Regions from separate parts of the Homo sapiens genome. Here region 2 is linked to region 1. Evidence: chromatin loops called from intact Hi-C (ENCODE). Cell type or tissue: gastrocnemius medialis. All regions are shown on one strand.

Region 1 (4,000 bases):
TAATGACCTTACTTCTTCACCTCTTCCTTTACCAGGTGACCTTGGAATTTCATCCACTGAAGAGCCAGAGTCTATTTTCCTTTCCTTTGAATCTGGGCTGGCCCTGTAACTTGTTTTGGGCAATAGAATGTGGTGGAAGTGATGGTGGGCCAGTTCCAGGTCCAGGTCTCAAAAGGCCTTGAGTGTTTTCACTTACTTCTGTGTTTGCCACGAGAACATATCCAGGTTATCCTGTTGGAAGATGGGACATGAGGAGCAGAGTTGAGTCATTCTAGTCATTGCAGCTGAGGTTATCCTAGATTAGCTGAGCTGCAGATGACTGTAAGATCCATGAGTGAGTCCAGTTGAAATCAGAAGCACTGTCCATCTGAGCCCAGCCTAAATTGCCAACCCACAGACTTGTGAACACAATAAATGGTTATTGTTTAAAGACACTGAGTCTTGGGGTGTTTTATTACACAGAATTATGTGGTCACTGATAACTGATACAGAAAGTGAGGCTTTAGTTGTCAGGAAAACATCCAGGAAGTACCTAAGGATTGGAAGGATTGCAGGAAGTAGCAAGAATCAAACTGCGATTTAACAGTAATTTGAAGTCTTTGCAAATCAGCATGGCTATGGATCCCCTGCCAATAGTTATGCTGCATGCATGTACTGAGTCTATTATTAGCAAGACTCTGTGCTAGGTAGAATACCTAGTGAATGGGAGTCCAGGAGAAGTAAAAGTAAATGGTGGACCTGATTAAGAGAGGCTGACCATGGGAATGAAAGTGGGCCACATGGCTGATGACATTTATAGTGGTAGAGAATAGTGAATTCAAGGAGCTGGGTGTGGGGCCAAGGGTCAAGGAAAGACCAGTGAAAACAAGACGAAGTTAAAGGCCCAGATAAAGAGAAAGATACTGAATCTCAGTCATGGAAGAAAATGCCTATATTAGATACAGATGTGCTGGGAAATTAACATCTCCAGCCCCAACCTGCCAGCAGCAATCCTCAACCAATGACCCCTGGTCTCTCGGCTCTTGGGTAGGATAATTCTCTTTTTTTAAAAAACATAATTTCTTTTTAAATATTTTTTTAATTCTTTTATTTTCCTTTCTTTAGAGGTAAAGTCTGAGATTTTAGTGCACCCATCACCCAAGTAGTGTACGTTGTACCCAATATGTAGTTCTTTTATCCCTCACACTCCTCCCACCCTCCCCTCTTCTGAGTTTCCAATGTCCATTATACCACTCTGCATCCCTTTGTATACCCATAGCTTAGCTTCCACTTCTAAGTGAGAACATGCGGTATTTGGTTTTCCATTCCTGAGTTACTTCACTTCTCATAATGGCCTCCAGCTCCATCCAAGTTGCTGCAAAAGACATTATTTCACTCTTTTTCTGTGGCTGAGTAGTGTTCCATGGTGTATGTATGCCACATTTTAAAAATCCATGCATTGGTTGATGGGCACTCAGGCTGGTTCCATATCTTTGCAATTGTGAATTGTGCTGCAATAAACATACATGTACAGGTGTCTTTCTGATGCAATGACTTGTTTTACTTTGAGTAAATACCCAGTAGTGGAATTGCTGGATCAAACGGAAGATCTACTTTTAGCTCTTTAAGAAATCTCATGTCTGCAATCCCAGCACTTTTAGGAGGCTGAGGCCTGTGGATCACCTGAGGTCAGGAGTTCAAGACCAGCCTGGCCAACATGGTGAAACCCCATCTCTACTATAAATAGAAAAAATTAGCCGGGCGTGGTGGCAGGCGCCTGTAATCCCAGCTACTCGGCAGGCTGAGGCAGGAGAATCACTTGAACTTGGGAGGCGGAGGTTGCAGTGAGCTGAGATCATGCCATTACACTCCAGCCTGGGCAACAAGAGCAAAACTCCGTCTCCAAAAAAAGAAAAAAAAAAGAAAGAAAGAAGAAAGAAAAAGAAATCTCCTACTGTTTTCCAGAGTTGTTCCTACTGTTTTCCAGGTTGTGCTAATTTACATTCCCACCAACAGCATATAAGCATTCCCTTTTCTTGGGTAATTCTGAAGCATGTATTTTATCCCTTCCTCATAATTTCCCCCACTGAATTAAGCTCCAGTCACCTACTGTGGCAGCTGGCTTAATAACACACCCTTTATCTGCTGTCTTCACTTCCCCACTTACTCCAAGGCCCCTAGATTCCTCTCTGTTCCTTAAACAAGCTCAGTTACTTCCTGCGCTAGGGCCTTTGTGGTTTTACCCTCTGCCTGAAATGCTCCTCTTCTGACATGTGCATGGCTGCCATCTTCTTGTTATTCAGGCTTAAAGTTCACCTTGTTAAAGAAGCCTTGCCTGGTCACCAAATCTAAAGTACCTTCATCATCTGATCTTAATTTTCCACATTGCTTTTTTCACTATCAGATGTTTTACTTATTTGTTTGCTTGTTTTCATATGTTGTTGGTAAGAGTGTAAATTAGCACAAAACCTCTGGGAAGGTTGTTGGGCAGTAACTACCAAAGCCACCTATGATCCAGCAATTTCATTCCTAAGTATATATTTAGGAGGAATGTATATTTATGTCCATCAAAAGCCATATTCAAGAATGTTTACTGCAGCTTTATTCATAACCGGGACCAAACCAAATGTTCATCAATAGGAAAATAGATAAATAAATTGTGAAATATTCAATGGAATATCCTCAATGGAATACTATACAGCAATGAAAAGAATGAGCTACTGCTATACACAACCACATGGATGAATATCACAGAAATGATGAAGAACAAAAGAAGCCTGGCACAAAAGAGAACATATTATATGATTCCACTTATATGGCATTCGAGAACAGGGAAAACTATAGAGGTAGGATTTGAAATAGTGGTTACCTCTGGACAGGAGGATATTGACTGGGAGGGAGCATGGGGTGTATATATTACATGGGTATATACATATTTAATAAGTCATTGAGGTATATACTTAAGATTTGTGCATAGTGTATGTATGTCATACATGAATAAAAATAAAAATTAAAAAATAGGTTTCATGAGAATGAGAACATTTTCAGACTTGGGGACTATTACCCGACACAGAGTGTGCCACCACTAAGAACTCGTTGACTGAGCAAATGTGTAAATATAGATTTGCTTTTTTTTCCCAAAGAATTTAAACTAAAAATTAAGTTTTATTGAATATCTACTCTATGTACTGTATATTGTAGAGGAATCAAATGTGAATCAGCCTAACAAGAAATACACGGCTGATTATATAAAATGGCAGCATGTAATAAATGCTGTCAAAGCAGATGCTAAACAAACTGTTAGCAGAGCTAGAGAGAGAGAGTCGTTTCAACTGCAGCTTTGGGGAAGTGAGAGTTGTTCTGAACCAGGAAATATTTCTGCAGGTAGGGCTGGATCAGAGTGGAGACAAAGAAAGGGGTGGCTGTGAGTGGCAGGGAAGAAAGCCTCAGAGGCAAGGAAGCCCAGGGCATGTTCAGGAAATGAAGAAATCTGAAGTAGCTGAAGTCAGGGGAGGAGAGTCTCAGGGGAGGAGAGTCACAGGAGAGTGAAAGATGAGTGTCTGTCAAAGCAGGTTGGGGCCTGCTCAGAAAAGGCCTGGACAACTTTGCAAGTAGTGTGGCCTTCACTCCATGCATAGGGATGAGGTTTTAAAGCAGAAAAGTGATTTTGAAGGGTGAATTTTTTTCCTTCCTAAATTAATATTAAAAAATACGTTATAAAAGTCTGAAAAGCCAGGGTACATAAAGGATAAAAACCTGATATTCACCACTATCACTTTCATATGTCAACTCTGAGATACTTTTTTTTTTTAAAAAAATTGAGATATAACTCAAATGCCATCAAATTAACCATTTCAGAGTATACAATTCCGTGGGTTTTAGTATATTCACAAGGTTATGGAACCATCGCCATTAATTCCAGAATATTTACATCACCTCAAAAAGAAACCTCATACCCATTAGCAGTCACTCCTCATTCTCCCTCCCCTGGCAACCACGAATCTACTTTATGTCCCATGGG
Region 2 (4,000 bases), 95 kb before region 1:
ATGCCTGGTCCCAGTGAAAATGTTTCTGATCTATGACATACTCTGTTAGGACCATTCCTTTTTGTTGGAAGGCCATTCAAATTATGGGCCAGGTATTGTACTAGGTGTTAGAGATACTAAGACAATTTACCTGGATCTCAAAGATTTATTATTAGATAAATATCTGTTGAGATATGACCCCTGATGGATAAAACAAAGTCAGTTCAGTTGAAACATATACTTTTACAATTCTGTAAAGAGTGTCATTTTGGACATCATGGAAAAATGAAGAGAAAATTTATGGGCAGGTGGATCTTTTGGTGTCCCTCAGTCACACAAAAAGCCACCCAGTTTATTTCCCAGGACCAACAAAACGTCCTTAGGTTTATACCTCAATGGTCTTTAAGGTCCACTCTTTAGTGGGGAAAAAATAATCTAATGTTTCCTTTTCAAGTTGTGAGAGAAAAATATCATTTTGATCTTAAAATGTAAAAAGGATTAAAGAAAAGAAACTGAAATTAATATTGTCTATTTGAATTATCGAAAACCTAATATTGTAACATGCTAACTAAGAAAACAAACTGAGAGATATTAACTGATTTCAAAGAATGATTCAACATTTGGCATTATGCCCTGCCTTGTATACATAATTTCCTTTTTCCTCCCCTCCCCTGAGTCAGGAAGTGTGTTCTTGAGGCATTTGTATTTTCTAAATTGTTTTGAATGCCAGAAAATATTACTGAAGCTTGAAGTAAAATATTTAAATGTTCCTTGGTAAAAGTCAATAAGTACTTTCTAACTATGGATGTGTAACCATTTTTTGTTGTACCATAAAAAAGACCTTACAAATGAAAAATGCATACTTTATTTGCCCCTTAAATGTCATTCTAAATTAAACTATCACCCTTTATATAGATACCTATAGTTCTATAACATGTAGTTTTATTTTAAAAAGATATGTTAACCTCTTTGTAGATGATCAAGATACATAAAAATTATTTTGCTGTGACACAAAATTAGGCTGGTTATTCAAGCCATGGTGTGAAACTATGTATTAATATATTCTAGATTACAATCTGACTGAATTCAATTTACTTCATTTGCTGATGGAATGATAAATAAGCTCAACATTTTTCATTTAACCAAATTCTTTAAGAGAGCTTTAAGCTCTTATAAGTCAGCTCCTTTTATCTATGTTTGAGAAAACAGCAAGCTGGTTCTCCAGATTAACATTTCTAATCACCGCCACAAAGAGCAGAGTTTTCTCCCAATCTGGAATCCCGATCAGCAAATTTAATTCTCTTTAAAGAGCTGCTGGATAGCACAATTCTCATGGCAAAATATCAAGTTGATTTTGGCAGGATTGTAGATTAAATATATTGCAAATTAACATCCACTAAGCCCATTTTAACAGAATAATTCTTTGAAAATTGTTCCTACTCTAAGTCAGATAAAATTACTTGCTTAAAGTTACTTAAATATGGAGTTGCTTAAAAACTTCCAAGTTTTTACAGGAACCAATTTCCACCAAAATGTGATTTTAAGTTATTGACTGCTTAAAATAACATACTCTCCTACCCACTAAAGTTGTTTTCATTATAGTAATCTCCTAAATATTAGCAATTTTGCAATTCTGTTTATGCCTGGTTTAATTTTGAGAGTTACAGTCATTTGTTTTACTATACAAAATTACAAACACTAGCAAGATAAAAATTACTCTAGCACTAAAAAAAACAAAAACAAAAAAACAACGTAAAAGTCAGTTGACAAAATATACAGAGTTGAAATGTATAATACACATAACTGGCTTTTAGTAAACAGAGCTATTATCCTTTAAAAGTTCTATCAAAACAGGTTTTGAATTTTGAAAAGCTGCTTTAAAGAACATATAAAACGAAATAACTAATTACTGTAATTATAGTTAGCTCCAACTAAAACATTTTATTCTATAAAAGAAGCTGAACAGAGCTTACCTGTATAGAGCGAACACGAAAAGACAAAAATTTAAACATGGCTACGAAACCATGATGGTGATAAAAGAATTTCTGACGGTAAAACTTAAGTTAGAAAGGGAAGGCCAAGCCCCTGCAAAGTTTTCTCCTACCAGCTGTTCCGGCAATTAGAAAATTTCCTGTCAGGCGGGTCCTGAAAATGCTAGAAAAAGAGGCCGGACAATTTTCCTGTGGTAAAAGAAAGAAGAAACCTGCCGGCAGGGGCACTAATGTAGCTGGATAGGTAGGGAGGCCAGAATAGGAAACCAAAACAGATTTGCTGATAGCCAAATCCTGTTGAAATATTCTTTTCTCCTAGTTCCCAGCAATCCGGACAATTTTCACAACCAGTGAAACAAACGTTATTATTTTAGAATCCTGAGAAATGCCAGAATTTCTTAACTATATGACCCTTTAAAACAACTGAAACTAGTTGCCACTACTAAAAGTTGCTAAACTGATGCACAAGTGGAATTTGACCCTTTGCAGTGTGTTTATACACACACTCAAGCCGTGGTCTCAAGATAATTTTAAGGTTATACACAGGCATGTCATGGGTGTTCCCTGTCAATGAGGAAGAGTTTCATAACTATAGGTAGAAAATGAAGACCACAGGCAAGAAACTTTTAAAATTGTGATGTAAGGACAAATGCTACCTGTCTTAAATGAAAGTAAATTACTTTTGAATTTATGTTAGTCATAAGCATTAATTATCAACCAGGTTAAAGACTTAAAGGCCCATAGTTAAAAACTCACATTCCTAGTTGATAAAATATAAGTTAAAAAAAAGAAGTCCAATCCTTGGGTTATTAGCAAAATGAAACACTTAAGAAGCCATGTTGGAAAAGAAGGAGGGGTCAAGCTACCATATAATCCCTTACTCCATTTCATTTCATCCTCTAATACGTTATAGAAGTTTTTCTAAGGTATTTTTACTTTGGAAAATGACAGGTATGCCAATATTCAGAACATAATCACTGTAATAGTGGTATTTAAAACAACCGAAGGACAACAGCTTCAAGAGTTGTGGGATAATGCTCTGCTTAATGAACATTTAATCTATGTGGAACCAACAAAAACCTCAAGTGTTAATCTGCACAGCCTGTAAGAATTTAATAAAAGCACGGAATTTTCAAAATCTAAAGACACTCTAGAAAATACCAAGAATAATCAGCTCACTTTCTGGATGAAGAAACTGTGGTCAAGGTAGGCCCATATTTGGTGATAGAGCTATCTATAATGGGAGTTCAGTTTAGTACCCATTTATTGAGCAAACATTAGAGAGACCATTTTGTGCTACAGATTCTACATGAAAAGCCAGGGCTCTTCCTCCTCTATCAAATTTTTATGAAAATGTTCTATAAATGACCTAATGGAAGTTGAAGAGTAACTAAAAAAAAAACCTTGCTCAATTTAAAAAATTATCTTATACAATCAAATACATTAGCAGCAACAGGGACCCAAATAAATATCTAAGATAGAACTTTGAATTCCGCCCGGAAAACTGTGCACTCCTCTTGTTTAAAAACGCATGCTTCAGTTTTTCAGCAAGGCAGACACTTAGGAACTCTCCCATCTCCCAAAAGGAATTACTTAAGACTCCTTACAATGGAGCTCCAAAAGGGCAGCAAGGCTAGGACAACCGCCTAACACAGAATGGCAGTCTGAACATGAGGTGGCTCTTGAGACTATGTCAGGAAAAAGCATCATCTTTACTGCACAACTCATGAAGTAGGATATCTCTGTTAAGTAGCAGTCATTGACTTTATTCAAGTAATATTTTTAAACATGAGCAACCAAATACCCTTTTTTAAACTTAAAGGATTAGTGAAAATTGGCTTTAATTACTACCAGTGCTCAGGTTAATAATTCACATTTTGCGTGTGTTATGGTTTTTAATAATCAGCACTAAAATGAAGCAATATTTCAGACACCAAAATCTGAAATAAGTCTCCAAGTTGAAATGATACCTTAATTAAAACAGTGTGGTACTGCTGTAAAACACAAATAGAGTGACTGAAAAGAATGTG

Evidence for each region. Peaks named below come from ENCODE experiments on the same cell type or tissue, not always from the same donor. Only the 100,000 strongest peaks of a DNase experiment are listed, where the experiment ranks them.
Region 2: a loop joins it to region 1, with 2.4 times the contacts of the local background. A loop is called at or near these places in 1 of 110 quality-filtered maps.

The regions. Positions count from the first base shown.
Region 1 is chrX:20,311,928-20,315,927 of GRCh38, forward strand. No RefSeq gene overlaps it. Among named protein-coding and RNA genes, the nearest start is that of RPS6KA3, 47 kb to the left of the region's middle. In gastrocnemius medialis, no CTCF peak of the experiment used is centred here; a DNase peak (open chromatin) is centred at 1,714; H3K27ac peaks cover 3,716 bases.
Region 2 is chrX:20,216,848-20,220,847 of GRCh38, forward strand. All of the region lies in intron 2 of RPS6KA3 (ribosomal protein S6 kinase A3), which reads right to left. Among named protein-coding and RNA genes, the nearest start is that of RPS6KA3, 48 kb to the right of the region's middle. In gastrocnemius medialis, a CTCF peak has its summit at 2,203; no DNase peak of the experiment used is centred here; H3K4me3 peaks cover 2,458 bases; H3K27ac peaks cover 3,975 bases.